Regions from separate parts of the Homo sapiens genome. Here region 1 is linked to region 2. The links are chromatin loops, found by intact Hi-C in ENCODE. Cell type or tissue: Panc1. All regions are shown on one strand. Each heading gives the region's core, and the rest is flanking DNA. Links, peaks and the distances in the headings are about the cores only. Region 1 overlaps BTBD9 (BTB domain containing 9). Region 2 overlaps BTBD9 (BTB domain containing 9).

Evidence for each region. Hi-C counts contacts between places; a loop is a spot of excess contacts. Peaks named below come from ENCODE experiments on the same cell type or tissue, not always from the same donor. Only the 100,000 strongest peaks of a DNase experiment are listed, where the experiment ranks them.
Region 1: a loop joins it to region 2, with 5 times the contacts of the local background. A loop is called at or near these places in 11 of 110 quality-filtered maps.

Annotation. Positions count from the first base shown.
Region 1 is chr6:38,175,603-38,191,196 of GRCh38, reverse strand. The region is part of intron 10 of BTBD9 (BTB domain containing 9); the gene reads left to right. LOC124901315 (a long non-coding RNA gene) reads right to left here. Exons shown (of 2, transcript XR_007059571.1): 1 at 15,120-15,594; 2 at 1,705-13,881. Among named protein-coding and RNA genes, the nearest start is that of BTBD9-AS1, 300 kb to the left of the region's middle. In Panc1, for the core only: no CTCF peak of the experiment used is centred there; a DNase peak (open chromatin) is centred at 11,216.
Region 2 is chr6:38,486,706-38,502,770 of GRCh38, reverse strand. The region is part of intron 6 of BTBD9 (BTB domain containing 9); the gene reads left to right. Among named protein-coding and RNA genes, the nearest start is that of BTBD9-AS1, 13 kb to the right of the region's middle. In Panc1, for the core only: CTCF peaks have their summits at 8,412, 8,621 (motif pointing right) and 10,518; a DNase peak (open chromatin) is centred at 8,630; H3K27ac peaks cover 482 bases.

The DNA of each region.
Region 1 (15,594 bases), core at 7,595-15,594, 310 kb after region 2:
AGAGAGGAACTTGTAAACAGAAACCTGGAACTTTTCCTCTTGCCTCTTTATTTCAAAACAAATCTGAAAACTATAAAAGTAAACCAACCGATTTTTTCTAAAGAAAAATTCAAGAATTATAAACACCAGGTCATAAACAATTGAAATTTTTACATAGTAACATATTGAAATCGAATTAACTGTTTTTCATTTGCAGTTCTTGCTTTTTATACACTGCATCCCCCCAAAAATTTTAGACTAGTTTTTTAATTCCCAAATGGAACCCTGAAATTTTGTATTATAACAGAAGGAATTCTCAAGTCAGAAAAGGCTAAGAAGCAGCAAGGCAAGTCTGCCCAGGGCCTTCTTCTAGGGCTGCCCTAGGTCCCAACCCTGTTACCTCAGTGACCAAGGAAGAAGAAGAGAATCTTGGACTTTTTTTTCAAAGCTATTCTAGATGAAGAATGATTTCCCATTACAGAGCTCGGAAGTTGGAGTGTGAGACCTCTCTTTGATGATGAGTTTCCCAAAAATCTCTGTGCAAGGGGCCCCAACCACTTTGGTGGAGATTGGACCAGCCATTTTAAATGGGTTGGATAGTAGGTCACTAGTTAACTTGTGATCCATCCCATTTGGCTAGTGAATAACTTGCTCAGTTGTCTTTTTGAATCAGTTATTGATCAGGGGAAAAAAAGCCTCAAAGTAGTGTTGTCAACTGGGAAACATCTTTTTTTTTTTTTTTTTTTTTTTAGACAGAGTTTCACTCTGTCACCCAAGCTGGAGTGCAGTGGCACAATCTCAGCTCACTGCAACTTCTGCCGCCTGCGTCCAAGTGATTCTTCTGCCTCAGCCTCCCAGTTAGCTGGGATTATAGGTGCCTGCCACCAAGCCCAGCCAATTTTTGTAATTTTTTTTTGTAGAGACAGGTTTCACCATGTTGGCCAGCCTGGTCTCGAACTCCTGACCTCAGGTGATCCACCTGCCTCAGCCTTCCAGAGTGCTAGGATTACAGGCATGAGCCACCACGCTGGGCCAGGAATCATCTTAAGTCATAAAATAAATAATGAACAGGATCTCATTCTCAGAGAACAAAAAAAGGCACAATAAGCCAGGTGCATTGGCTCACGCCTGTAATCCCAACACTTTGGGAGGCTGAGGCCACAGGTTCGCTTGAGCCCAGGAGTTCAAGACCAACATGGGAAACATAGTGAGACCTTGTCTCTACTTAAAAAAAAAAAAAAAAAGGCTGGGCCTGGTGGCTCACGCCTGTAATTCCAGCACTTTGGAAGGCCAAGGCAGGTGGATCACTTGAGGTCAGAAGTTTGGGACCAGCCTGGCTAACATGGTAAAACCCCGTCTGTGCTAAAAATACAAAAATTAGCTGGACATGGTGGTATGTGCCTGTAATCCCAGCTACATGGGAGGCTGAGGCAAGACGATTGCTTAAACCCAGGAGGCCGAGGTTGCAGTGAGCCAAGATTGTGCCACTGCACTCCAGCCTCGGCAACAGAACAAGGCTCCATCTCAATAAGAAAAAAAAAAAAGAAAGAAAGAAAACCAATTAGCAGACACGGTGGTGTGCACCTATAGTCCCAGTTACCCAGGAGGCTGAGGCAGGAGGATCGCTTGGGCCTAGGAGTTCGAGGCTGCAGTGAGCTATGATTATGCCACTGCACTCCAGCCCTGGGCAGCAGAGTGAGACCCTGACTCAAAAAACAAAAAATGTACAATAAAGCTGAACTTTATTGGGCATCAAGAATACAGCAAACCCTCAGAGAATGTTCTTTACTGCAGCATACTGGGTTCTGGGACATTATTTGAAAAATGTTGTAACACCTATCTTAGAGAACAATGGAAATATGTGTAAGCCAGTATGGCAGAGTTCAGAGGCGTGAGGGACGGGGTCACATCAGGGAAGGAGGATGACTTGGGTCAGGCAGGATTCCTGGGAGAGACAGCTCTAGAGGATATGACCGCATGGACAAGAGCACTTCGTGGAGCTGGGGAGGGCCGCAGCATAGGACAGGAGGCTGGAGATGAGAGTGCAGCACCACCCTGATTCACAGTCCCATGGGAGCCAGAACTGTGCCATCAAAAACAGGGGTCAGGGTACCTCTCTCACTATGGAGCGTGGCCTGGAGGGCAGAGGATGCAGGGTTTCCTCTGTCTGTCCCTGCTTGTTTGCTAAGTAACATCAGCAGCTGTCTCAGCTGGCTATTCTGTTGGCTAAAGTAACACATTGATTTCTCACAGTCCCAGAGGCTGGGAGTCTGAGGTCAGGGTGCCAGCAGGCTCTGGTTCTTGGTGAGGGCCGTCTTCTGGGTTCTGTCCTCAGACGGCCTTCTTTGGTGTGTGCACTTCGCGAGAGACAGTGACAGAGGGCGCAGGCATGAGCGCTCAGTCTCATTTCCTATAAGGACACCAATCCCATCACGGGGGTTTCACCTTCATGACCTCCGCTGAACCTGATCATTTCCCAAAGACCCCACTTCTAATCCCATTCCATTAGGGATTAGGGCTTCCAAAGAGGAATTTGGGAGGGACACAAGCATCAGTCCATAACAGTGGCCTTCGTTTTAGTCAGAGCCAGAGAAACACTCTGTTTCCCTTTAGCTACTCAGTGTTTGTGAACCCAGAGACTTTGTGCTAGCTTCAAAAACTATCGATGGATTTGGTCTATGGCATGGAAAGGTCTGTCTGTGTGTGTACAATAAAGGGAAATCTGCGTGAACACACGCTTTGCCGAATGGCCCAGGTAGGCCTGTCTTCTGCAGGTGCTTCCCCATCAAGAGAGAGGCGGGCAGAGCAGGGACTGGTGGGGAAGCGCAGCATGGAGGCTCCTATGGAAGAGCATTCAAGAGAAGATGGTGGCTGGGCAGTTTGGCAAAAGTTGGGAAGTGGCCTGGACAGTGTGTAAGTAGCAGCTAGCAGAGCAGCTGGCTGTTTAGAGAGACCTGAAGTCATTCTTGGAGGCAGGAGCTCAGTGGGTTGATAGCTCTGCAACAGGGACCATGGAAACTGCCCCGAACTCCAAACACCCCCGGCAGCTGCTGGAATAGGAGAAGGCGGACAGCAGGCAGTGCGTGGAAGCAGGCCCCCCAGGCTGGCCTGACTGAGCTAAGGCGGACTGGGATTTCTTGCCTGCTGTAGGTGTGCATCTGTCTTGCTCCAGTCGGCCAGGTCTTCCTGCATCCAAAGGCTCAGTCTCCGTCTGCTGCATGCTAATTTTCCCCGCTTCCCTCCGATCCGTCCAGCTCTCAGGTGACAGTGGCCTCGGCAGTCTGAGAGTGTAGATTTCTTGATCACCTGCTCTGGCACGCTTCTGATTTCCTGCGGCATTCCATCCCTCTCCTCTGGGAAGTGTACGTCTGCTGCTGGCATCTGTCTCTCATCTTCCTTTGTGAGCACCGCAGCAACGAATTCATTTAATTTTTTAGCTATGTTTATGACTTCTGTCAGTAAATTCCCCCAATGCTTACCTGTTAAAGACTCCACCACTTCCTTCTGTGACCCCTGTTCCTTGTGTACTCAGCATCATCCTTATCATTTATCTGAACTCCTCAGCACACTCCACTTTCACTCCCCCCCACTGTGTGCTTCTGTCGTCCTCTGCTCCCTGCTCGCCTGGCTCTGGAAGCTCCCCTGTGCTTGGCCCAGTGCTCACGTGTGGCTTTTTCTTTACCCTCAAACGCTTCCCCCGACTCCTTTGTCTTCCTCCCATGCTCAGCACTAGATGGCAGACAGATGTCGGTGTGTCTTTCAGCACATCCACCCTCCGCTTCCATTGTTTCCATGCATCTGATTGTCCCCACTGCCTGTGGCCAAGGAGGTCCTTCTTGACCATTTCCTCAGTCACTTTAAGGTGGTCTCGGCTGCCAGCTTAGCAAGTTCATGGTCATTCCTGTGTGGTCGTTCACCTGCCTTCAATGCTAATCAACTCTGAGCCACTGGGGAGACAGACACTGCTCCTCTTCTAAGTTTCTCACGTCTAAAATAAACTGGGCCTTGTCAACAACGTTAACAAACGTCGAGGGAGTCTTTAGTTTCAGCCCCCAAGACTGTGCTCAGAGCCACACTGGTTCTGATGTGCGGGGTCTCCCAGAAACCCTTCCATTTCATGTTACTAATTATCTGAGCAAATAGCAAAGGCACATGCCTACATCCTTAAATAAACCCGGCTGGGAGTAAATAAGATCAAGTCTGTGCACCCATGAAAATCAGGCAGTGATGTTCAAGAAACAGAAGCTACGCCTGTTTCTTTTTATGGCTTTTATAAAAACGTGGGTTTGAAAGTTCTGGAGTGATTTTTTTCAGTACGCTGGGAGCTCAGGGGCCCACAAGCAGTCTTGAGGGTTAAAAAGGACTGTAGGAAAAGGAAATTCTCTGCAATGTATTCAGAAAGACAGGGTTTCTGCTCACAAGAACCTACATGAAAGCTTTTACCAAGTCAATAGCAGAAACTGAGGATGGTATTGACAGGCTTTAGGCAGCTCTCAGGTTCCATTTTACTTACTGAATTTATATAGTGAGGAGAGAGGCTGTGTCATATTCATCTTTGTATCCCTGGCACCTAGCGTGGTGCCTGGCATGTGTAAGCATAGAGGACCTGTTAACTGAATGAATGGGTGAGTGATCTCATCTGTACACCCATCTCTCCCTCTCCCAGTCAGTCAGTCAAAGAAAGCAATAAAGGAAAAGATGTAGTAAACCAACTTTTCATTATCAAGAGGCCGTGGCATTCCAATACAGAGTTTCTATAGTCATATGGAGGATTTTCTTAAACCAGAAACATTTGTAAATGGAAAAGTATGTGCACCAGATATCTCAGCATCTCCTAGCTTAGGACCCTTATAATAATCATCATTATTATTAATTACAATAATAGTAGCTAGTATTTGCTGAGCACTTACTGTGTGCCAGGTTATCTTCCAGCCCTTTATATTTATTACATGATTTAATCCTCATATATGAAGTAGGTTCCACTCTCATCCTCATTTTAAAGATGAGGAAACTCAATACTAAGTGTTGGCAAAATTGTGGAGCAGTGGGCAGTTCTCCTCCAGTGCTGTGGGCAGATGGACTGACCCTGTCACTCTGGAGAAGAGTTTGGTGTTTTGTCCTAAAGGAGCATATGCACACATTCACCCTATGGCTGAGCATTCACTTCCACTCCTATCTGTATTCTCCAACGAAGCTCTTGTACCAGTTTAGGAGGCAGGAGTGAGGATGCTGTCACCGCAGCCTTGTTCATCCTGTACCCAACGGGACACCATGAGCGTCCATCCACAGAGGATGGGTAAGCAAAGCACAGCATCTCATACAACGGGCTGCAGGGACTGTAGGTGGATGAACATAACAGCGTGTTGAAGGACAGAAGCGAGACACCAAAGAATACGTATACTAGGATTACATTCATGGAAACTTCAAAAGCAGGCAAAGCTTTACTACAACATTCATGCATACACAAGTGGTAAAACTGCTAAGAAAAAGAAAGCAAGGGGACAAATCTTATCTGAGCCAGAATTGGGGTTTCCTCAGTGAGGGGGAGGCACCACTGTTTCTTGTCCCACATGGTATTTCTATGGGAAAACTGTGCCTTATAGCATACAGTTTTGGCAGTAAAAAGTTTAGAGGCAACCGAGGCTGAGAGACGTTAACTAATTTGTACGAGATCAACCCAGTCTTGAGTGGCAGAATCAGAATGTGAATCCAGGCAGTCTGGCTGTAACATCGAGGCCACTGCGTCTCCCACAAAGGCATAATAGACGGCAATGTGCAAAATGAGCCCAGCTGCACCCTGGCCCAGAACTCTATGAGTCAGGCATTGATAAGCAGGTGGCTCTGAGCATGCTGTGTACACCAGTTTGTGCTAGATCTTGGGGAGAAACTGAGGCAGGACCCTTCCTTAAGGGGATGGCAGCTTCACCACCTGGTAGAAATGAATCCCCATTAAAAAGCCCCTTAACTCTGGGTGAGATTTCAAATGGCTGTACCTGATTGATGGTAGAGACATCAGTGAATGAAAACAGCAGCCAGCCCTGAAGGAGGAGGGTGAGTCCTGATCTGTAAAACGGATCGAGTGATCCTGGCCCTTGGAGTTTGGGAGCCATGAATGAGTTTATGTCTTAGAGGACCTGGGAGGGTGGGAGGGTGCAGAGCACTCTGCAGGCTCACCGCTCCTTATTCCAAGGAGAGTGATCAGCCCACGAGCGTGTCAGAGGAGCATCTGCATGGGCCGACAGCAGCAGGACAGAAAGTCTGCAAGTGGCTACTTGAGCTGCCCTCCAGGACCACTCGGCTCAGGGCCTGGAGTGAGGCAGAATTTATTTACTGGCTTCGGTCAGACCAGTGAGTGGCTCTGGGCTCCCATGCCACCCTCGTTCCCATAGCAACATGTGGCTCTAATGGAAAAAAACAAAACAGGGAAACAGACTCTTAAAGAAAAAAATGAAACAAGTGCTCCTTCCTGGCATGGTGATAATTATTTCCGAGGTCCCCCTGCCCCAGGTCTGATTCCACTCTCTCTGGCCCCCCGAGGATTTCCCCGGCAGCATCCTCCAGAGGACCATCGTCTCAGCCCAGAAGCACCTCAAAGCAGTCACATGCTGGCCCCAGGGCCAGAACCCCCAGTGGGCGCTCTCTGTGCTCTGTGGCAGAGCACAGAGAGAGCAAATGGAGAGGCAGCCCTCTCCTTGCAAAAGCTCCTGGTCTGCAGAGAGCACCAGTTCCAGCCTTCAGACTCCACTTCTGTGTGGGAGGGAACCTGGCCCTCCAGGGGCTTCATGTTCCAGCAACTGGAAATGGATGCCCACAAAGAAAACCTGCTTGGGAATAGAAATAATGGAAACAAACTTAGGTTTCAGATGGCAGCACGGAGGCCCTGTATGGTGCATGCGAGGTACTGGGCCAGAGAGGAGGCAGTGCAGGGACAGCCGGGATAGTCAAGCCCAGCGGGCAGCCTGGTACCTGTGAATCTGCATTGTACCAGTTTAGGAGGCAAGAGTGAGGATGCTGTCACCGCAGCCTTGTTCATCCTGAACCCAACGGGATACCACGAGCGTCCATCCACAGAGGATGGGTAAGCAAACACAGCATCTCATACAACAGGCTGCAGGGACTGTGGGTGGATGAACATAACGGCGTGTTGAAGGACAGAAGCCAGACACCAAAGAATACGTATACTAGGATTACATTCATGGAAACTTCAAAAGCAGGAGGTTCTGACTGGCTCCCCACCACACTGCAGTTCTTGAGAGCAGAGACTGTGTTGTAGCATCTTTGTGTCCTCAGCACCCAGCCCAGTGCCTGGCACACAGTAACCCCTCCATAAATCAGACCATGGGCCAGAGCGTTGGTGTGGGATTCCAAAGGGAATGAGCTCTCAGGAATCACTTGTGACAGCCTGAAGCCAGATGAAGGAATAACTGAAGATGGCATCAAGGCTGTGACTGCCATGCCCTTGGAGAATGGCAGAGCTCTGATGGTTATGAGAGAGTCTGGAAGCATTCGGTTGCACAAAAATATAGGCTGGGGGAGAGGCAGTGAAAGCTGAGCCATCCAAACAAAAACTTGGATTTAAGGATTATACCTGCAGATAATGATCAAAGCCAGGTGCCTCAGAAGAGCCAGGCTAAGAAGAAAGGGGTGTGGAGGCTCTAGAAGCTGGTTCCATGAACCAGCACTGGGCAGGCAGGGAGGCAGAGGATGCACTGAGGGGAGCGAGCAGTGAGTGGAAGGAAGGGAGGGGGCCTCGGCACTGGTGCCAGCTTCACCTCCAGCCAGCTGTGTGGCCCCAGTGTCATTTTACCTCCCTGCCTCTCAGGACACTTGCCTTTGAAATAAGGAGAGTGAACTAGATCTTAAAGCTTCCTTCCCAGTGAGACAGGAAAAAAGGCAGAAAAATATTTAGTTTGTTTCATAATTATAAAAGAAGACCTTTTAGGCCGGGCGCGGTGGCTCACACCTGTAATCCCAGCACTTTGGGAGGCCGAGGCGGGCAGATCACGAGGTCAGATCGAGACCATCCTGGCTAACACGGTGAAACCCCATCTCTACTAAAAGAATTAAAAAATTAGCCAGGTGTGGTGGCGGGCGCCTGTAGTCCCAGCTACTCAGGAGGCTGAGGCAGGAGAATGGCATGAACCCGGGAGGCGGAGCTTGCAGTGAGCCGAGATCGTGCCACTGCACTCCAGCCTGGGCGACAGAGCAAGACTCTGTCTCAGAAAAAAAAAAAAAAGAAGACCTTTTGTGGGCTTCTTTATATTTAAATGTTTGTTATGAAAGATTTTATTGGAAAAAAAGAGAGGAAAAGCAGGACAACATTGAGCACATATGGTTGTTTCAGACACTGCACAATCCTTAGACCTGTCATATTGGAGCAACAATAATTCTCCATCCTCAACTGGCCTGGGAGAAAGTGACCCCAGACCTGGGCAGATGAGTACCCAGGAGCCTCCCAGCAGTGAGACGCATGGAGACAGCAGCTTGTGAGGGTCCCCTCAGATGTGTCCCATTGCTGTGCCAGCAGTGAGGGGTGATGCTGGAAGCCTCGACGCAGCTGGAGCCCTTTGAGACAGAAGGTACATGCGGAGCCTGGTCACACAAAGTGAAGAACCGCCCAGGCAGCTGGAGACACATGGGCCAGCCCTGTGGGGAGAGCAGGGCCATGGCTAGGCTCTCTTGGTGCCTGTCTGGTGTGGGAAGGGGGCCCTGGTGAGGCCACATCTATCAGGTGGGGAGATTCAGGCATCCCAGAAGCCTGCGAACAAGAACACTTCCCTTTTTTTGTTTCTTAGTTTTTCAAAAAAATAACTAAAAGATACCTCTACCACTCTATAGCCGAATCCATTAAGACAAGAAAGTAACTCTCTCCCTGGAACTCTGGAGTGTACACACATAAAAAACAGGGCAGGAATTCCAGGGCTGCCTGGGGTGATAGGGATTGGAAAGCCTCTTCTTCCAGAACCTTCCAAGCATCAGAGTTCCAATTATCTGTGGATATCCTGGCCTATGTGAATATGAGAAAATGATATTGTAAAGTTTTTTTAAAAGCTGTTGCCGTACATAAGCATTGTCACCCAGAAACTTACCTCCATACTTAGTGCAAAAATATTTGGGTATCCTATCACCCTAAGCAATACTGAAAATTTGTTGCTCGCAATTTGGAAATGTCTCCCTATGAAGTAATTCCTAGTTTTGTTTTTTGTTGTGTTTGTTTGTTTGTTTGTCTTTGAGACAGAGTCTCGCTCTGTCTCCCGGCTGGAGTGCAGTGGCGCGATCTCGGCTCACTGCAACTTCCGCCTCCCACGTTCAAGCAATTCTCCTGTCTTAGCCTCCCGAGCAGCTGGGATTACAGGCATCTGCCACCACACCTGGCTAATTTTTGTATTTTTAGTAGAGACCAGGTTTTGACACGTCGGCCGGGCTGGTCTCGAACTCTTGACCTCAAGTGATCCGCCTCTCTCAGCCTCCCAAAGTGCTGTGATTATAAGGTGTGAGCCACCATGCCCGGCCCCTAACTGAAAACAATGTGTTGGGCTGTTCAGATGCACATAAAAAACCAAGGTTTATCAAAAGGGATATTTTGTTGGAGGCACTCGTCTTCATTTTTAAAGAACAAAAACAAAACATCTCTGCAGTCTGTAGATGGACTGTTACCTTCTGCTCTGAGGCGAGCATAAGAGAGATGTTAATGGTGACCATCGTCAGGATCTGTTATGTCACTGAACGCTGGGTGGGTGTGTGATGCCACCACATCAGCCACTGTGAAAGGGAAATAGGGGATCTTTAGGGGAGTGTAAGTTAGAAGTCATGGCTTTGCATCTGACTTATGGACAGACATCAAGAGGTAGATATCTATTTTATAAAGATTTGTCAACTTGTATTTGTAAGTTGAAAACTTGGATCAGAAATCCTATTTGTATTGGTTGGCATGAAAGCAGTCTGTGGAAATTATTCAGGAGGAACCAGGAAAGCAAGGCAGAGTCATTGATCAACATTTATTAAATTTCCCCAATTTCTGCTGCAGTTCACAGTGGACTCTTAGGCCAACTTGGGAAAATTAGCAAAGGCTTCTGCTTTTAAAAACCTTGAAAATTTGTCAAGCAAATAGTGCTTAGGGAATCCCTCTAATGAGAGGCAGCAGCCACCAAGCCACTGAGGAATTAGCCTGGTCACCAAGAAGGGGCTAGCACATTTGTGTACATCCTGTCCAGGATTCACGGGGAAAAGAACACCCAGCCTATCTCCAGTATGTGGTGAATTATGGCTCCCAGAGAGGCAAGGCAAAGTGATCATAAACAGCAGCTACAGAAAAGGACACCCGATTGTGACTGAGGCTGTGTCGGATTCATACACACGACCACATTCCAAATTAGCCGGCTTCTCTCAGGGGAGAGATCCAGAGGCCATTGAAGACGGTTCAGCGAAGGCGCCCCTTTGTGAGCAGCGGCAATCAAACAGGCTAATGGGATACATGATTGCTGAAAAGGGGAAGGGAGACTGATGCGGCGGCCAGAGTAATGGTTTTGCATAAATGAGTAGTGCGGCTCTGCCCAGTGTGTCTCAGCCACATTTGGTCACGTCCTTTCCAAGAGGTATTGCAGTCTTGGGAAAGTTTGGAGAAAAGAAATTGAATCACTTGAGCTTCTGAGCAAAGAGACTCAGGACTTGGCTGTTCCACCTAGAGGGAAGCCCAAAGGTGCCTGGTGGAAAGAAGTGGGCTGAGGAGCTTGGGGTTACGGTGGGAAGGGGAGGGCCACATGCCCAATATTTCCAGATTTCCCCCCTACCATGGCAGTGATGACTTCCTCCAAGCTGCCATCACCCTCCTCCAGCTCCTGTGTATAAAAAGCACTGCCGCCTCCCTTCCCTCACACTCCTCTCCAAGGGCCGGAGGCAGCTTCACGCCCAGCCCCAGCAGCGTGGCCACCAGTGAAGGTGCCAGTTTCCCCACGACAGGCTTGCTTTTCACTCCCGCTCCCAAGAACAGAATCGGGACCACCCACAGGCCCCCCCGAATGCCCATTTGCATTGCGTGCAAATCTGAGGATTTCTGGGATCCCAGGAGAAGTAACCCCAGCCTCGTACATGTTGATGGGCATCCGAGTGGTCCAGGAGCTAGCTGGGTATTGGCTTACACAGTTGCCACATTTGGCTGAAGGCTGCTAGGCTTAAATCATCAACAGAGATGACTGAGGCAGGCACACTGCTCCACAGAGGGGTGACCAGAGTGAATTACAGACAGGCTGCCAGGAGTGAGGTGCCAAGGCCCAGATCTTTATGTGGAAATCTTCTCCTCGTTCCCTTTGCCTGGAAAGCAGCTCCCCTCCCTGCCTCCCAACCCCTCAAGGCCTCACCTGTGCACACCTTCCTCTCTGTAGCCTGCCCTGACCCCTCTTCCAGGCAAAATTAGTTTCTCACACACCTCTGATGTATGAAATATTACTGATCCCGTGCTGGTAGAATTGTTTGTGTGAGGCAGGTATGTTGATACAGTGGAACAGTCCAGGCTTAAGGAAGGCACAGCCCTGAGGTTCATTCCCAGCCTGCCACTCGCCATTTGCAGAAGAGTGAACACAGGCCCCTGCACAGAGGTGCCTCTGCCCCCAACTGCCTGAGAGGTCCTGAGGGCAGGAGCTGCGCTGTGGGCGCACCTGCTGGAGTCTGCACTCAGTGAAATCATTGCAGGGAAAGGGTCTGTGAGAGTCCTTGGCATGAGTGCAGGTCTGAGCTGCTGTAACTGGAGCCCTGGGACCTGCTGCTGCCACCTTCTGTAGCACCGCAGTATGCCCGCCCCCGTCCCTTCCAGGGAACCCTGAGAGTCATTGTGGGCGCTCTCCTTTATCAGTCTCATCCAGTCTGTTACCAAATTCTGATCTTTCTTGATTTGAAAATGACTCCTGCCTATTGATTCCAAATTGCTAAATCAGGGGATTCCAAGGTTTAAAGGTTTGTTGTCATCTAGATTTTTAAAATACTTGTTATTTGAATTTGTCACCACAAATGTATATTCCTTTTTAAATAACTTTTTTAGTTTAAGAAATATTAGTTTTTAAAGAGTCTCGTAGGCTGGGCATGGTAGCTCACGCCTGTAATCCCAGCTCTTTGGGAGGCTGAGGTGGGCGGATCATGAGGTCAAGAGATCAAGACCATCCTGGCCAACATGGTGAAACCCCATCTCTACTAAAAACACAAAAATTAGCTGGGTGTGGTGGCACGTGCCTGTAGTCTCAGCTACTTAGGAGGCTGAGGCAGGAGAATCGCTTGAACCTGGGAGGCGGAGGTTGCAGTGAGCTGAGATAGCCCCCCTGCACCCCAGCCTGGCGACAGAGCGAGACTCTGTCTCATAAATAAATAAATAAATAAATAAATAGCCTCCTTTGTCCAAGAGTATCAGGATCCCTGCCCAGCTTAAGGCCAGGCCCTCGCCCTGTCCCATTGGGTGTGGCCTCTGCCCCACCCCTCCCCCCCACACCCTGCTGCTCCCAGGCCCTCCTTGCTCTGTTGCCACCCTTTGGCTTGAGAACCTGTGTAGTTCTTCCTGTTTTTCTTCCACACCAAGTCCCCCCCTCCTCCATCCTCTCTAGCTTGGCTGCCTCTTCCTTCCAGACTCACCTCAGATGTCTCCTCCCCCAGGAAGCCTTCCCTGACCGCCTGCCTGGCTGGGTCCCACTCCTCTATGCCCTGGGGCTCCTTCTCCCTGGCTTATGTGTCTGCTGGCCTCACTGGACCGTACACCCTCTGAGGGCAGCTGGGACCTCGCCCAGTCAGGCACGTAGGAGGTGCTTCATGCTTGTGGTACGTGTGTACCTCCTGACCCTGCTCACGTGTGCAGCGTCATCCTCTGGCCGTGTCTGCTGCATATGTGATGTTCATCCTGTCTCTGTTGGTGTGCAGAGGCTGTTCCCTCCCCACCTGTCACCTGTAGCTTGCCCACCCCCACCCATGGCAGGTTCTGTGTCTTCACCCGCCTATCCATTTGTAAAAACACTCTTTTCCACTTAGAATCTTCGCCACACAGTTTGTGATTTAATACAGGTAACTCACTCCTGCCTGTGTATTGCCTTTGAATCTGGCAGCACCTGCGTGGCTTGGTGGAGATGCTCAGGGAGACTGCACTTCATTTAGTTGGGATTCTGGGGCCACAGACTGGGACGCAGCTCTGAGATGGCCCCAGTTCCTTGCAGAGCCACAGGGAGCTCAGTCAGGCAGTTACGGCCTAGGGCTTCCAGGGGCTTCCAGGGTCCCCTAACTTGATGGCAGGGCCTGCCGTGAGCTCTGTGGCATCAGGGAGAGAGATAGTTAGGAGTTCTTTAGAAGAAATATCCATAGGAAAACACAGAAGCAGTTGAGATTGGCTGTCAGTCTTGTTAGGTGTGTTGGGAGTAACAGCCATTTGCATTATTATCTGAAAACAAATTGGCTAATGGGCTAAACACAGTTGTGCCCTTAACACTGCCCAAGTTAGACAAGAGATAAATGCAGCTGGAAATGAGAAGAAACAATGAGAACCAGGGCACCGACAGGTCGGGTCGTGGAATGTCTATCACGTGCTCACCACAGACAGCATCTCTTCCCAGGCTCTTACCAGCGCAGTGCGGAGCAGAGACCCGCCCTGATCCCTCCTCCAGTGAGAGGCCGGCTGTGAAGAGCAAGCCGCAGCACCAGGCCACTCTGAGGTCTTTTTTAACTTTATCTCTCAATCCAGGGTTTTTATCGATTTGTTTATTCTTGTGCAAGAACCCGAGCAGGTAGAAGGACGACTAAGCCTTGGTCCTTGAGTCAGATCGGAGCTGACAGATCAGTAGAAGGAGGCAGGCAGCGGGGTGGGCCACGGAGCGGGAGGCACCCTGAAGGCTTGCGGGGCCGGTGGGGGAAGAGCTGGCCTGGAAATTAACAGGACTGTAGAGAACGTTGCAAGAGCAAAAGGAGAGAAAAACCATTCAATACCAGAGGAGTGAGCTTGAGAAAAGGTAATAAGGAGTAGGACAAACGTAAGTCAATTCCAGGATTAGTGTCAGCCTGAGGCTCTGGGGAGCGGCCTCCGGAGATATTGACCGAGCAGGGAGAGCAGGGATTACACAAATAACCAATTAAAGAACATGGTGGGGCCGGATAAAGAGCTCCTGTGTCAGCAGGGGGAAGGAGCAGTAAAACACAGCCTGTCCTGAAAAGTCCTGCGTGTGGGCGTGGGAACAGAATATGGCTCTGGGTCATACTGCAAAAGAGAAGGCGTATTTGCTGGGTTATGAGAAGCTTTAGTGGGGGGGGTGTTGAGGACCGGGACTGCACTCTCAAGGCGTGTCCTGGCCCCGCAGAGCCTGACCTCACCTATCCCTGGGTGTGGAAGAAGGAACACTTATAAGGCAAGTGACCCATGAGTGGCCGACATGCCCAGGGCGGTGTTGTTACTGAAGAGCTGCAAGATTGTGAAGCTGATGAAGGAGTGGATTAATGGTTGTCACCTAGAGGATGATTCTCAGATTCCCCTGGCCTAGCCCAGGGCAGAGCTGATGGCCCAAATAGTGTTCAGATCTCCACATAAGGCCTTCCCCTAGGACCTAGCCCCTCCAGTTGTTGACTGGTAAGCCCTGCAGATGGACCCACAGAAGGAGATTTTATAAAAAAGGAAGGAAGGAAAGAAAGGAAAAGGAGGGAGACATAGGCTAAGTGGGGACAGCTTCAGCCGTGAGGCAGTGAGGGGTCTGCAGGAGGCGAGGACCGTGCCTGAGCCCCTGCCCTATAAGGAGAGAAATCAGCTCCCTCTAAGAGAAAATGGCAGCTCCCAAAACAGAGTGGACACACCAGGAAGACACGGTCTCAGTCTTCATATGAGAAAATGTGAAATTTAAAACAGTGGTCAATAAATGAATTGAAGTGGGAATATGGAAAAAACAGTGATGCAGGGAGGTAAGCGTGGAATTTATATTTTCAATATAATTCTGCAGTTGATACTACATTTGTCTCTGTGAACTTGATTCTACGGTAGAAGGCCGTGTGTATGTATGTGCACACATGCTCGTGCAGTGGCAACGACAGCCCCCACCCCGCCCTTCTCTCCTGCACCCCACAGCTCACACATGCATGTCAGGACCCCCCGAAGCACGTTGTCTACTCTCCAGGTCAGGGCCATGGCTTACCCTTGCTTGCGGGGCGCTGAGCTCGGTGCTGTGCCCTGTCTGCACAGTGCTGGCACGGTGTTGGCACAGAGTTCATGGTGCTTCCAGGCTGACCTGCTGTCAGGTATGCAAACTCTTCTTAGCTCCTAGAGGGTGACTGTCGGCCAGGTGGCTGGCTTCTACACATTGGGGGCGTTTGTTCCAGGCTGGCTGGAGCCACATGAGGTTGAAGTCCACTCCCCAGCACGGCTGCTTAGCAGGGTCTGTGCTCAACCATTGCAGGGCCAGGAGAACTATGCATCAGGAACCAGCTCAGGACAGGACACCATGCCATTGCAGGGCACGCTCACACACATTCACATGCACTCAGACTGGGACCCTGCAGACACACCAATGAACCTCAAGTGCACAGCTTTGGGACGCGGGAGAAAACCAGAATACCCAGAGACAACCCACGCAGATGCCACACAGATGGTGGACGTTATCTGTGGACCTG
Region 2 (16,065 bases), core at 4,960-12,959:
TAGCTCTTTCCCTTCATGAATCTGATGCCATATATTCTAAACAACTTATTCATTTCTGTGGGCACAGTGTGCTCATTAATGATAAGCCATCCTATTTCTGTGTTACGCAAGAGTAAGACCTGCGCAGAAGATGAAGATATCCTGCTCATCTCTGCAGGTTTGGTATTTGTGTATTTGCCTTGGGGATTTCTGTCAGCAGAATGTTTGCCTCGTTATTGACCTTGGTCTATAGGACATTCTCAGAGTCCTCTTCCCTTAGCATTCTTTCCCTTCAGAGCAAATGGTACTGGTCTTTGTGATTTGAACATGGTAGGAGGCTGGACATGGAAGAGAAAGCTTTTCTTTTAATAAAAACTCAACAAGCAAAATTTAAAAATCACCTTGCTTCCAAAATGTTGGAAATATTATACCAAAATGAAGAGAATACACCATGGAAAAAAAATGTACTCATATTGTTTCGTGGGTAGCAAAATGAAGGTAAATTAAGTGTTATTCATATTCCATGTCAGTAGCCAAAGCTCTGAAAGACTTCTTTAGGTTCCCTCTCAGACAGAATTATAGAATCTTCTGTTAGAACAGACCATGGTGAGCAGCTGGCCCAGCCACCCAAGCCAACATTTGAATCCCCTTTACAACATCCCCATCTGGCAGGTGTCCAGCATCAGCATCTCTAGGGATTAGCAGAGTTCTTGACAATAGAAACCAGCTTCTCATTGACACCAGGATATTGCAGATTGCTATCTCTATACCAGTAGTTCTCAAACTTTTGTTCCCAGGAGCCCTTTATTCTCTTAAAAATTGTTGAGGACCCCAAAGAGCTTTTGTTTATGCAGGATATGTCAATATTTATTTGTTGTCTTAAAAATACAACAGTAAACCCATTACATGTCAATATAGATATCATTTTTGATGAAAAATAACTATTTAAAAATTAATTTAATGGAGAGAGTAGCCTTGCAAATCTTAATGTCTGGCATAATAAAGAGAAGACTGCTGGATTCTCCATTTCTCATTCAATCTGTTGTGACAGAACAGGTGATGGAGCCTGTGGAAAGCTCAAGTGCACAGACATGGGAGGTAAATAACTTCTCTGAATTCAGAAGTTTTGATCTCACAGACCTCCCAGAAGGGTCTCAGGGACTCCCAGGAGTCCCCAGACTACATTTTGAGAACTGTTGCTCTCTTATACACCAAGGGATGGGATTGGTGATGTAAATTGGCAGGGACTGCAGTGAAAGAAAAACTAGATGCAAAAAGGGGCCAAGAAAAATGTACTCACATCTATGATCAACAAGTATTGAGTGTTTACTATGTGCCCAAGTGGAAAGCACTGAAGATACAGGTTGAGTGTCCCTTATCTGAAATGCTTGGGACCAGAAGTGTTAAGGATTTTGAACTTTTTTTGATTTTGGAATATTTGTATTATACCTACTGGTTGAGCATTCCTAATCCGAAAACCTGAAATCTGAAATGCTCCAATGAGCATTTTCTTTGCTCATCATGTTGGCACTCAAAAAAGTCAGATTCTGGAGGATCTTGGATGCTTGGATCAGGGATACTCAACCTGCACTAACACTCGCGTCAGGTGTTCTCTGTCTTCTTCAATGTGAAGGCTCATTTTGGCCTAAAAAAATTTTTAGAACTGTAAGTTAACTTTTTAACTTACAGCATCCATTGAGAAAGTGAACAAAAAGCAACTGTGAATTTTGTTCTCGTTTTAATAAATTTCTGTTTTATTCATCACAGCAATATCTATGGACATTAGATAGAAAATTCATTAGAAAATGAATACTCTATATTGTATACATTAAACATTTGGTCTTCAGCCAGTGCTTTGTACCCATGGAGATCTGCAGAACCTTTGCAGATATATCTGTGCTTGGCCTCTGTACCTGCCATGTCGCCTATGACCCACAAGTTGGGAACTGAATTCACTCATCTGTTCTTGTCACTGGCATTAAAGACATTGAGTGATGGATTTGTTTTGGGGTTATTTTTAAGCCTTTAAGACTTTTGATGCCTTCAATTAAGATGGCCAGGTATCATAAAGAATTCATGCATGCGCTTCCGGGGCTTCTGGTTTTCTTGACTTGTCCTTATCTTGCTAAGAGCAATGGATAGGCATTTGCAGATCAGGCACTCTCACCTGCCCTGTAAGATGTTGCTCAGAGTTAATGGAAGAGAATTGTGTTGAGAGAGTTAATACTGAGTTAGAGAAAAGTGGAAGTGTGTAATAGTGCAAAGGGAGGAGTGAGAAATTAAATGGTATCTTTTTAGAAGTCTGCCTTATTGCAGTCTGCATTGCTCCTTGGGGATTTTTCTACTGAGTACAAGAAAATCAGCAAGCACTTTTTGAAAAACCCAGATGAAATTACTGCCGTAAATTTTTATTTTTTTTCATGGTATAAAACCCTTAATTTAGATGGGGAGGGTTTATTACCAGTGTTTTCTTGGCATGGCTAAATTCAATTAATTTCAGATGACAAGCTCCAGGTCCCCCCTACTACCACCCCTCTGCTGCCTTTTCCTCCCCCCTCCATCCCCCAATATGTGGAAAATACAATTTGTTATTGGTTTGCCTTTGGCTCTGGAGACCTCATTAAGGGCCTGAGAAAGAGATTCTATCTCTCTTTCTTTGACACCTTTCTATTTTCTGCTGGATTCAGACCATTTCCATTGCCACATGGAAAGTATGCATGGTGTGTGTGAGGGGAAGGTTAGCAGACAAGTAGTAATGATTATACCTTTTAAATATTGATTTGAAATGACTATTGCAAGTTAAGAAATTGTTAACTGCAGTATTCAACTAAGATACGGAGCTCAGCTTAAGATGACGTCTCTGAAAAGAATGTGGGCACATTTAGACAGGAAAACTTATTCAGCGCTCTGACAGTTCATATGTAACATACCTGGTTGTTTGAAAGCAGGAACAAGATGTCAACAGAATATCGTATTTACTCACAGTCCTAAGACAGCATGCTGCACCTTCAAGTTCTTGTTGCTATCAGAATACTGTGAGCAAACGAGGGAAATAATCTATGGTGTTTTGTTTTGTTTTTCTCTGCATGGTAATATAGAATCTATTGTAGTGTGAATAAAAGAAGTCACAAGAGATTCATTACTGTTTGTGAAGTGTACTGTCTGTGTCTTTCTGCATGGGATTCTTTATTTTACTTACAAAGCAGATATAAAAATTAGAATTGAGATGATAGAGAATATATATTGCATAAATAAGCAATTTAAACAGAAGTTTTACCATTATAACAAATAAATACCCTGCTTCAGAGGTTGGAGATTAGAATCCTGTTACATTAAATGCTTGACAATTAATTAGCTATTGTCTATAAAGTTCCCAAGATGACAAGTTACTTAAATACTATTATTAGGAGTAGCTGGATTAGTAATAATAGTGTTCAAGTGCCATGGGCAACAATGAGGAGATTTTAAAAATAAAGAGAAATGCATGTGATCACAGAGTGATTTGTGTGCTGAATGCAGAGCGGGCGGTCCCTGTGAGCAGTGTTTTCTGAGACTGCAGTGTACAATGGGCAATACTTGGCAGTGTGCTGAGGAGGATGAGACAAAAGTGCTTAATTTGTTAATATTTTTTCTCTGTTTTTTTTTTTGGTGTATTGCTTAACCTCCTGTCAAAATAGTGTTCACTTAGCAAAATTAAAGAGAAAATAAGAAAGCGGACGAAAATAGGCTCAGCAAAAGACCAACTATAAAAGATGAACCTCTCGCAGTTGCTGACAGGCATTGTTTAGACTCCAGTTATGTTAGATCATTCATTACTATGGCTTCTTTCTTTTAAATGACACATAATTGATGTGGATAAAAATGTGTGGGGATTTAACTTGATTGTACAGGTCTTTGTTCTGTGGAATTTATATCTTTAGGGCTCCATTTGTTTTGAATGTAATTTTGTGAGAAAATCAACACAGAACTGAGGTCTGCCTCAGTATCAACTGGGGTGGGGCGTGGGGGGTTACCAAAGTAGAGGGTACACACATCCTTGGTGTGGATAGTGACGCTTACAGGAGGAGTGGTCCGGGGCTTCTTGGGTTTTAGAATCAAATAATTTTGAAATTGGATGGTGTGTAGAAATAGTGGTGCTCACCACAGGTTTCATGTGTCCCCTTATGTTGCCCAGCCTTTGTTGCTATTGGATTTGGGCTTTGTGACTTGCCCAGGCCAACGAGCTATGAGTGGAAGGGATACAGGACACTTCTGAGCCAAGGCATTTAAAAGCTAGTATTCCTCTTACATCCTTTTCTGGGTTACTTCTTGCCTTGTTTTTTTTTTTTTTTTTTAGTACTAGATAGAAAAAGATAGAACCATACAAATTTTGAAATATATGTGTCTCTAAATAATGAAAGAAATTTAGCTTATGTGATGTAGAACTGTTTAGTACAGTCTGTGAAGAAATATGCTTAGCATTCTCTTGCCCATGAACATGGAGTGTGGATGGCAGAGTCCAGCTCTGGTGTTGTGACTCATCCTTGATACCTCACCAGTCCTGGAACAACCTAGTTGTGGAAAAACTGGGATAGGTTGGATTTGGTTTTAGATATTATAGACAGGTGCGTCAGGCAGCTGAATTTGTACAGTAAACCACTTTTGTAAATGATCAGATTTCTGTGTCTGATAATTTGTTGGGAATCACTTGGATGTTGGTTGTGCTGGAAATTCTTATTAATGTGAAAGACACTTTATAGTTATTGTTTCCATAAAGCCAACAAGATTCAAACATAACAGTATTGAGACCAAGGGGCATCTCAGCCTTAAATCCATTTTTCAGCATGCCTAACACACATTATTCTTATTAAATACCTCTTTCTATAAACCTAGCTGTTGCTACCTCAGTGGGTTGCTTGCAGTTTGACTGTAGCCTAGCTTGCTTAATTAAGACTTAAAATAATACCTTCGGTTCTGCCTGGGACTTGAGAGAATAGCCAGCTCTGAAGCCTTTGCTTGCTGTAATGGTTGCTCAGTAGTTGGAGTTTTGTAGCAACAAGGTTTGGAAATCCTCTACCATACAATGGTTTTTATTGTTAATAGGTCTAGTTGTAAGTAGTCATCCTTTTTGACATCAGTTCCTTCTTGCTGAATACTTTATTCTTCTCAGTTTTCTTTTCCTCCCTTTCATCTTTTCTGCTCTCTCCTTTCCTCCCCTTCACTGCCTTTCTCGTTCTCTTTCTTTCCATATCATGAACTGGTAAATTTGCAAAAAGGGACTCCATACTGCTGCCATGTGTAGGGTCCGGGAAACCTGATCATTTTGAAGAGCTAGCCCGTTCTAATGCTATGGTTAGGAAACATCTTACTGAATGTTGCATCTTTTGTGATGTGTGAAATTCCAGAGGAAGTACAGTTTGGGGAAAAAAAGTGTATCCTTGGGACCTACATTAGAGAATATAAATCACAAATCAATATACAGTTCAGATAATACTAGATCGTATACAGCAACTGCCTGTGACAGCAGTGGGAGGTGGGAAAAGTCCCCTCCCTGTGTGCATTTTGAGAAATACACTGTTTTTATTTGGTACAGTTGCATATTCATTTCTAACAGACTGCATCCTAAAAGAATTGGACTTTTATAGATTCCATGAATATTCAGAGAGTCACCAAAACCAATTTTGTCCTTTACCTTATGTGTCTAGACCCATCTGTCATTTGCTTGCTAGATGGTCATAGTTCTGTATTGTGGCATTTGTCTTTTGAGAAAAAGGTATTTCCCATGTTGATAAGGGGGCATGCTGGTACCTTTGCTTCCCTGCTTGAAAGTTTTCACCTTCAGGGTGGATCTTGGTGAGAGCATGTGGCTAGGCCCTGGCTACTTTGCTGTCTGCCACCAGCTCTCTTAAGCTTTTAGGGCATTGTTTTAGACACTAACGTAGCAAGGGAAGGCATGATGGCTGTTGCCACTAGTAAGTCATAGGGTACTTGGCAAGCTGGCAAAAGCTAGAAGCCTCATTCATTTGCATTTTAATTGGAATGACCATTAGCCAAAAGCCCGAATTTTTAAAATTGTCCATTGAGTCCTTTTTCCCTTTACCCTCTCATTTTCCTGAAGCTGATTTCCATCTCTCTCTCTCTTTTTTTTTTTTTTTTTAAGAGACAGGGTCTTGCTCTGTCACCCAGGCTGCAGTGCAGTGCAGTGGTGTGATCATGTCCTGCTGCAGCCTCAACCTCCTGGGCTAAAGCAGTCCTCCTGCCCCAGCCTCCTGAGTGGTTGGGACTACATGTGTGTGCCACCGTGCCCAGCTAATTTAATTTAATTTTTTTTTTGTAGTGACAGAGTCTCCCTGTGTTACTCAGGCTGGTCTTGAACTCCTGGGCTCAAGCAGCCCTCTCACCTCAGCCTCCCAAAGTACTATGGTTACAGGTGTGAACCACTGCGCCTGGCTGATTTGCATCTTTAGAAAAATGTGTTTCTCAACATTTAAAAACTCATGTCTCTTTGATAAACTTACAAATCTTACATCTCCTTTAATATTATTTAAAATATTATAAAAAGTAAGAATTGTAATAAAAGAAGGCAGTGACAGCCTGAGAAGGATGCCCTTTCTTTCCTTCAGTCGTGTGAGTCATGTGTGAAAGTGGGGCTGGCTTGCTTGCCCCAAGTGTTTTTCCTGTTCTTGCCAGTGACAGAGCACAGAGGAGGTCACTTTCACATCAGGCCTCTTCAGCTGCTTTGTTTTCACGGTCACAACGGGCAGAAAGCCTGCTTTGCAAATGTTGTGTATTTTATTATAATTTTGAAAATGCTTTTTTAGATGACACATGTGCCCATCTCTTCTCTCCAAAGGATTCTGATATGACTCCCATACCATTTCTTACCACCTCACTGCTCTTAATACTTAAACATGAAGAAAGAGACAGAAGAAAGTAATTAAGATGGGATAAGTAAGACATTCTTATTCATGAGCATATTCTGTCTGTCATCATCCCCACGGGGCTGTTATTGCACCTCCTCTTCATTGTTATACCCCCGCCCCCCCGCCCAGATGCACCTGCACGGTCATTTGAGCCCTGTCCTCCAGTCATACTTGGATAAGAGGAAGCCAGCCTCACTGGTTCCATCACAGTTCTAACTGCTGTATAGAGTTCTGTGGTGCCTTAAGTAATACGATTATGTATAGAAAAGCTGGGTGCAACCAGTAGCACATGAAGCACATAACAAATGCCAATTCTGTTCCTTTTCCTCCCCTTTCCAGAATTCAGTGTGTTTGCTTCCAGAACCATCTTTGGGTCTTCTAATGTATAATAAAGAAGGACAGGTTTTTCATAGATGAAATTTTGAGTGGGTTTTATTGATTCACCCATGTGACTCCATACCTGCTAACTCTGGTTCCAGTCCTCCTTCTGGTGAAAATAGGTCTTCTGCATTCTTTTGTTGGTAAGAATAGATGGAGAAGAGAACTAACATTCTTTGAAGATCTCCCGTGTGAGTTTCAGGCAGTCAGGCTTAGTTATTTCATTTGCATCATTACAATGAATCCTCACCACATTCCCATGAGATGGGAACAATTATCTTCATTTCATAGATGAAGAAACGAAACACAGAGATGTTATTTGCCTGTTTTGATCTGTAGCGGTGGAAACAAGATGCAAGGCCACAGCCATTGTTCTTGACATTATATAGAGTTGCTTTGTCGGTTTCGGTGAAAGGTATGATTCTTTAAAACATGCTTAAACTTTTCTATTCTTTGGGTAGGCAGAAAAGGGAAAAAATAGCTAGTTATTATTATCCTTTTGATAGCAAACTCCCTCATGCTACCTAGTAACTATTTGGTATAGGATCCGGGGCAATGCTTGTATGCCCCCAGATGCCTTGCAGTATTTATTTGGCAGACCAAGAATATTATAAGTGTTTACTCTATGGCAGTAGTTATTAAAAGTGGAATTATGATCTCTTTTCATTGTGAGAAATCAATGTCTTTTCAAGAATAGGAGTATTTTAGATTGGCCTAAGGGAGCTTTTCTGGTAATCTGCAAAGGTAACCAAAGGGTTATCTTTTCCTACTTCCACAGAAAAATATTTGGATCCATTTTAATAGGAGTTGTAATAGTGAAAGAATGTGCATACAGTGAAATCTTTTATACTGTTATTTAAAAACAGAAATGTTCACATATAGAAAAAATGAGTAAAAGATATGCTTACAACTTTGAACTCACCATATGTACTCATCATGATGTATATCAGGCAAAATAGAGTTCCATAATTTGTATAATCTTACTCTGGAGTTTGGATTTTAACACTTAAGAATTCATTACTACTACTCTAGTGCTGGCATTCGCCATTATCTGAGGCGTATAGAGAATTCCCTCTCATTGCAGTTGTCTGTGTCCACATTAGGTTTGTTTTGTTTCGCTTTGATTTCTTTTTTACTTTTCAGAATATTTCTGAGGGAAAACAAATCAGATTTGAATAGAAGAATTTTAATTTGGTGAGGGAAATTTGGCAATAGAAAAATGGTTTGATATTGAAAATATGTGCTGAGATAAACAATTATATTAAAAGAGAAAAGAAAAAGGAGCTAATGTTACCAGCTTAACACCATTCAACATGAAAAGATTTGCTACTGAACTTTGTCCTTTGAAACTGCATTTTGAAATTTGGCCACTGGAGGGCGCTGTGCTACTGCAAACCACTTATTCAAGTCAGAAGTCATCGAATCTCTTCATTTTTTCTTCTCAGTAAAAAGATAAAGGATTTATATTCTTGTAATGCCAAATCAGTTCATACTTAACATTCAGCCTTTAGCTGTGGAAACTTGTTTGAATGACAGTAATGGCTTCATTTCAAGTTATCGAAATGTTTAATGCTGTGTAATTTACTCAAATGTGTGTAATCCTTTATTTAACTAGATGAAAATAATATACTGTTAACATTGGTTTTTAGCATTAATTAATGTGACTAATTAAAGTTAAAAACGCTAAAACCAATTTCCCTGTTTTGTTGCATGATGAGACTGTAGAGTTTTCCTCTGGCCCAGACTGGTTTGGGTTCAGTGCTCATCTCCCCACAGCTAGCTCCATCCCCACACGTATCCCTGATGTTTTTGTAGTTAATTTGATTTCAGTGTACCAAAGGCTACTCTTGGTAGCAAAACTGACTAACTATAGATCCTTTTCCTCCTAAAACCTGTCTTCGCAATGACAGGAATCTCCTAACATCACTTTATTATTCCAAAATGAATGTAGCAATGATTGAAATCACTAAATTACTACCAGCACTTAAACAGAGAGAAAAAAGAACAAAGCATGTGCTGAGATCACTAGTCCTGGCAAATAGGAGATGAGTGAGACCTCATTTTCCTCAGGAAAAGGGAGAACCTCAGTATTCCTCCCAAAGACCCCGTCAGCACAAATATTGTTGCCATCCACTATCAATAATAAGGAAAAACAAAACTAAAAGCCCCTGCTGTTTACAAAGTCTTAGTCTGGTCTTGGAAATTGGGTATAAGTCAAAACCAGGTAACACGTTTCTGGCCGCCTGCATCTACTGCTGTGATGTGTTACATTAAAACTACCTATTACAGTTCTGTGTTTGTAGGCATAAATAATTCTTTCTCATTAAACATTGCTCCTCCAGGGTTTCAGAGAAAGGAACGTTTTTACCCAGTGTAATTGTTGATAAATATCCTTTATTCAAAGTAATCGGTAGGTTATAGCACACTTTCTTATTATTTTAAAACTCATGGAATTTTTGTATGTAAGTTGAAAAATTTTTTTCTTTTTTGCTTTAATGAGTAGTATTGAATGGACAATTTTTTAAGGGTTAAAAATGCAGAAGTATCTTATTTTTAGATCGAATTCTAGATTAGAATTGTCTAGGTTTAAAGAACAGCTATAAACATAATTTGCCAACTCCTTCACATAGTATTTTATATCATCATGTAATTTTTTTATGCAGTGGTACTGTTTATTTTGTGAATAAAATCTTAAATCGAAAGTGTACATTTAATTTAGAGCAAAATGCAACTTTATTATTAGCATATTGACAGTTTTTTGGTTTATCAACACTTTAAGAAAAGAATTGATATGCTATTTGTGCCACATTATAATTTTCCTTACCATAAAATGTCAATATTATACATACACACAAAATAGTTCTCTTAGTTGATTAAAACAAATAATTGAAATAAAAAATTATGTTTATTCTTACATGTATGCCATGTAGCACTTTAAGGAGATGAGTTTATGAAATTCATGAATGAGAGGATGATGTAAGTTTAAAAATCATTATTTTAGTTGCTTTATTCTTCTATTTTAAATTCATAAATAACACAGGTGGCCTGTATTTTGAAAAGAGCCCTTTCCTCCATTTGAACTTTATAAACACTGAGGCAGTAGGTGTAAATATTATCTCCATTTTATATTGAAGGAAATGGGGCCATAGGAAGATGAAAATTACTTTCCCAAGATCATAGAAATAGCATGGGCTAAAGCTAGGGCTGAGCTTCAGTTACCTGCTCCTGGTCAGTGTTCCTTCCTGCACATCTCCCTCCTTTAAAAACTTAGGGTGCAGTCCTGAAGGGGTGCTGTTGAACCCTGAATGGAGACTGTGAACCGAGATCCCAGGAGAGGCCTTTGGATGGAAAGGCTGGCCTTTGTTTCTTTGTGTATTATAGATTGATTTAGGCTGTTTCTGTGGGCCCATTTTCTCATCTCTAAAGTGGGACCCGGTTAATCTTTTTTCAGTTGTATCCACAACAGAGTAAACAATAATGGAGATTTAATTTATTGAGAACTTTGAGCCTGAGGGTAAAAGCTATTTGTAGTGTAGTTTTTGCCCTTCTGTGTTTTTTGGAAAAGGAAAGTTACTCTTTCCTTTTTATTTACATGAAAGACAGCAAGCTTGAAAAAATTAAGTATTGGAAGTGAACAGATGAGCCATCCTTCATCACAGAAACCCAAGGAAATATTACTTTAATGATTCTTAATACACTCCATAATTACTCTTAATACACCCTGTTGGGCCAGGTGAAAGACTCAGGATTTGTTTTTCTTCCTTCATTGCCTCATTGCTTTGTGGTTTCTTCTCATTTGAGAATGAGATTTTTTTTTTAAAGAATGTATTTATTGGTGTGTGATAATAGGCTAATTTTTTAAAGAGATGCAATGTCATCAGTGTTTGACTGCTAAGATTAAAATAAACCATAAATTAGGACATAACATTTCCTAAAGACATTTTATGTTTTAATCAGTGCTAAAATAAAATGGAAAGGATAAATAACTACTAAAGTAGCAATAAAGTGAAGAAAACAGGTGTTATTACTTAATTTATGCAAGAAAAAATAATTGTTAAATACACATAAATAAAATACTAGTTAGTTAGCAATGGTAGGTAAGGACTTTAGCTCATTAATGTGATTTCTCATGACCCTGTGTCACCTGGACTCAGGGCTTTGTTGGTGGCACCCACAACACAATGCCACTATTATGTAACTAACACCTTGCCTTTCTTGCCAGCACCTTAATACTTCAAAGCACATATTCTTATTTCACGATATTGTGTTTGCGGGTATTTCCACGGGACAGAGGACATCACTTTCATCTGTACTACAAACCTGCCAAACTGTCTTGAGACCATTTCTTCTCCTATGCTTGAGTTTCGTTGTCTTTTGTCCCTTTTGTTTTTATGATCTGATCTATACCAGCCCTCAAAGAGATCTCTCTCAACATGATGACCCTCATGAACAGCTTTTCCCTTTTACATCAAAACTTGTACCACTTTTGTCATCCACATCCCTTTTGGATCTTTTTATTCTGGCTTTTATGCCCATATCCAACATTTATAATCCCCCAACTGGCTTAGAGGAAGTCACAGTCAGATTACCTGGTGCCTTTTCTGGGAAAAATCTATGCACTAGAAGTAAGCCCTTTTTCAGTTTTGGTTCTCTGCTGCCTTTGACTTTCCAGATCATGCTGATTTACTTGAAATAAATTCTATAAGCCACATGTCAAAAGGGCTGCAAGTTTTCTCCTGTCAGACATTCGTTTTTACCATCTCTCACCTTCTTCCCTCTTCTCACTGACAGGTCTCTCTGGGGTTGTGGATTCTGACTAGCCTGGAACATCTAGCACTGACTTCCCTTCTTTCACATGTCAAATAAGAATGAGCATTAGAACTGGATGTGTCGGCCGGGCACAGTGACTCACACCTGTAATCCCAGCACTTTGGGAGGCTGAGGCGGGTGGATCACCTGAGGTCAGGAGTTCGAGATCAGCCTGGCCAACGTGGGAAACCTGGTCTCTACTAAAAATACAAAAATTAGCCAGGCCTGGTGGTGCACACCTGTAATCCCAGCTACTCGGGAGACTGAGGCAGGAGAATCTCTTGAACCTGGGAGGCGGAGGTTGCAGTGAGCCGAGATTGCGCCACTGCACTCCAGCCTGGGCAACAGAGCAAAACTCTGTCTCAAAAAAAAGAAAAAAGAAATGGATGTGTCTTTTGAGAGTGTAGTGTCCATACCTTTCATTTTGTTGACAGAGGGTTATGGTACCCAGAGAGAATGGGAGATTTGCCTAAGGACTTGCAGCAAGCAAGCAGCAAACCCAGGACAAGCATCTGGGCCTCCTGACTCATAGTCCATCTGGTAGCGTTTCTACTCCACATTCCTTCCATCTGGCCAACACTGAGTGGAACCTCTGCAGGCTGTGCAGATTTGGGGGACTTACACTGGCTGCTTTTTAGAAACTAATAGGTCATTAGCCAGCTTCGGTAGATCATCCCTTATATGGCATTACAAAGGACAAATGCAGAGGATTTGACTAGCTGGAAATGCTACATTTCAAGATTAAAACAACAACAAATTAAAAAGACAAAATTAAAAGGCAAATGGAAAAGTGGGAAACATACAATATTTGTGATAGAAGAAAAGGTTAAAATCTTTTCTGTTTGGCTCTTATCATCAAAAAGAAGATGAATACCTCAGAAGAAAAATGGGAATAGGACGTGTGACATTGGGAATAGACAATTCACAAAAGATGGCATATAAATAAATGCCATGTGAAGAAAGGATCAACGTCAGTGTGAAACAAAGAGAAACCATTTCATGCTTATCAAATGGAAAAATATTTTGAATAATGCTCATAATCACTGTTGGTGAGGGCGAGGTAAAACATTCTTTCTATAAGCTGGTCCGTCCTAGAAGTTACAGAAATTATTATACATACACACAATGGAATTGTATAATGTTAAAAGGTTTTAGGAAAATTTACGTGACACAAAAATGCTGACATTAAGTGAAAAAAAATACTGTAATTATTTACTTATTTATTTATTTTTGAGACAGGGTCTTCTCACTCTTGTCACCCAGGCTGGAGTGCAGTGGCACAATCATAGCTTATTGCAACTTTGAACTCCTGGGCTCAAGTGATCCTCCCACCTGAGCTTCCCTAGTAGCTGGGGCTACAGGCATGTGCCACCATGCTCAACTAATTTTTAAATTTTTTTGTAGAGATGGGGTCTTGCTATGTTTCCCAGGCTGGTCTCAAACTTCTGGGAATATTCTAATTTTTCAAATGGCATATGTGTATCTGCATTTTTAAAAAAGCTGTAAGGGCCAGGCACAGTTGTTCACGCCTATAATCCCATCACTTCAGGAAGCCAAGGCAGGTGGATCACTTGAGCCCAGGAATTCAAGACCAGCCTGGACAACATGGTGAAACCCTATCTCTACAAAACATACAAAAATTAACCAAGCATAGTGAAGCATGCCTGTAGTCCCAGCTACTTGGGAAGCTGAAGCAGGAGGATCCCGTGAGCCTGGGAGGTCGAGGCTACAGTGAGCCCTGATCATGCCACTGTACTCCAGCCTGGATGATGACAGAGTGAGATTCTGTCTCAAAAAAAAAAAAAAAAGTTGCAAGGAAATAATAAAATGTTGAAAATATTTTATTATTGGATGGAGAGATTATGAATAATTATTCTCTTTTTTTGAATTTCCTTATTGAAAAATAATTTTCTTAATGAAAATTCTATAATGAATGTGTACCACTTTTGAAATTCAAAAAAGCATTATAAAAAAAGAAACATTAATTTTTCTTAACAAAATGGGTTGAGACTTCACCTTCAGATCACACATTCTTTGCAGAGCTGCTGGTTTTCGTCTGACGTTTTAAAAAGCTGTCCACCACACCTTGGTTTGCAGAGCATGTCTCTGTAATAAGGTAAAGGCCTCATGGCACAGTGAGAATAGACGTGGCCTAGGAGCCCGGAGACAGGACTGTGCTATGCCGACACATCGCAGCCTGAAGTCACTGCCTCGTCCCTGGGTGTTTCTTCATTTACGGAGCTAGAGAACGTTGGTCCATAGTTTCTATACGGTTCCTTGCAGCTCTAAACCTGGATAATTCTGATTCTTCCCCAAGCTTCTCAGCATCTTCTTTTTCTTTTTTTGTCCCCTAATATCATCTCATTGATGCTAAGTTGGGAGGCTAGATCCATTTGAAAATCTGACTCTGGGAATCTTTGTTGTTGATATTAAAAAAAAAATCCCTTGGACACTTAAACCTGTAGGGGCTGGGCATGGTGGCTTACACTTTTGGGGGGCCGAAGTGGGAGGATAGCTTGAAGCCAGGAGGTTAAGACCAGCAACACAGCAAGACACTGTCTCTACAAAAAATTTAAAAATTAGCCAGAGGTGATGGCATGCACCTGTAGTCCCAGCTACTTGGGAGGCCGAAGTGGGAGGATGGCTTGATCCCTTGTCTCAAAAAAAACAACCTTTAGGGAATTGCTTTTTCTAACTAGGGACTTTATTCTCTATTACACCTATTTCATACTTTGTGCACCCATTTTTAAGATCTAGAGCAGAGGTCAACAAATGTTTTTGGTAAAGGACCAGATAATAAAAATTTCAGGCCTTGTGGGCAACATAAAGTCTCTGTTACAAATTATTCTTTTTCTAAACAATACTTTAAAAATATAAAATTTATTTTTGGCTCGCAGGCCATAGTTTGCTGATCTCTGTTCAAAACCTTAAAGGAGCAAGAAATTGTTTTAGTCATACCTGGTGATACTTGCAAACTCGATTCCCCTCCACCTTTCTTTTTTCTTTTCTTTTCTTTTCCTTTCTTCTCTTTTCTTCTCTTTTCCTCCTTTCCTTTCCTTTCCTCTTTCTTTCCTTCCTTCTCTCTCTCTCTCTCTCTCTCTCTCTCTCTCGCTGACTCTCTCTCTGTCTCTCTCGCTCTGTCACCCAGGCTGGAATGCAGTGGCGTGATCTCAGCTCACTGCAGCCTCGACCTCCCTGGACTCAGGTGATCCTCCCACCTCAGCCTTCAGAGTCGCTGGGATTACAGGCATGTGCCACCATGCCCAGCTAATTTTTGTATTTTTTGTAGAGCTGGGGTTTCCCCACATTGCTCAAGCTTGTCTTGAACTCCTGAATTCAAGTGATCTGCCCTCCTCGGTCTCCCAAAGTGCTGGGATTACAGGCATGAGCTACCACACCCAGCCCACCCCCTCCTAAGGTAGGTCTTCAGATTATAAATAAAATAATCCTTCAGAATGACAGGAGATAATTTATATAATGGATAACCACAAGCACATAATTTTGTCTAGTTCTTCAAATGTCTTTATAACCAAAAGCTCAAAGATGGAATCTACCTTACACAGGACTATTTTAAATTGTTCTTTATATTGTGTCCTTTGTGCTGTTCCTGAAAATATGTTAGAATCCTAGATTTGGGTACAGATTCAAGTAGTTAACTCTCATGCTCTCAGCAGGGCCCATCTCAACTCTCTCTTGTAAACATAAGTGTTAAGCACAGATTTTAGAGTTAAATGGACCGAATTCAGTCCCAGCTTGGTCATTTACCAACTATCTGACCATTTCAAGTTAAAATGAGAATAGTGCTACAAGCATACCCCTTTTTGTTACACTTTGCAGATACTGTGGTATTTTGTTTTGTTTTTACCAACTGAAGGTTATGGCAACTCCGTGTTCAACAAGTGTTTTGGCCCTATTTTTCCAGCAGCATGTGCTTACTTGTGTGCCTATGTCACATTTTGGTAATTCTCACAATATTTCAAAACTTTTCATTATTATT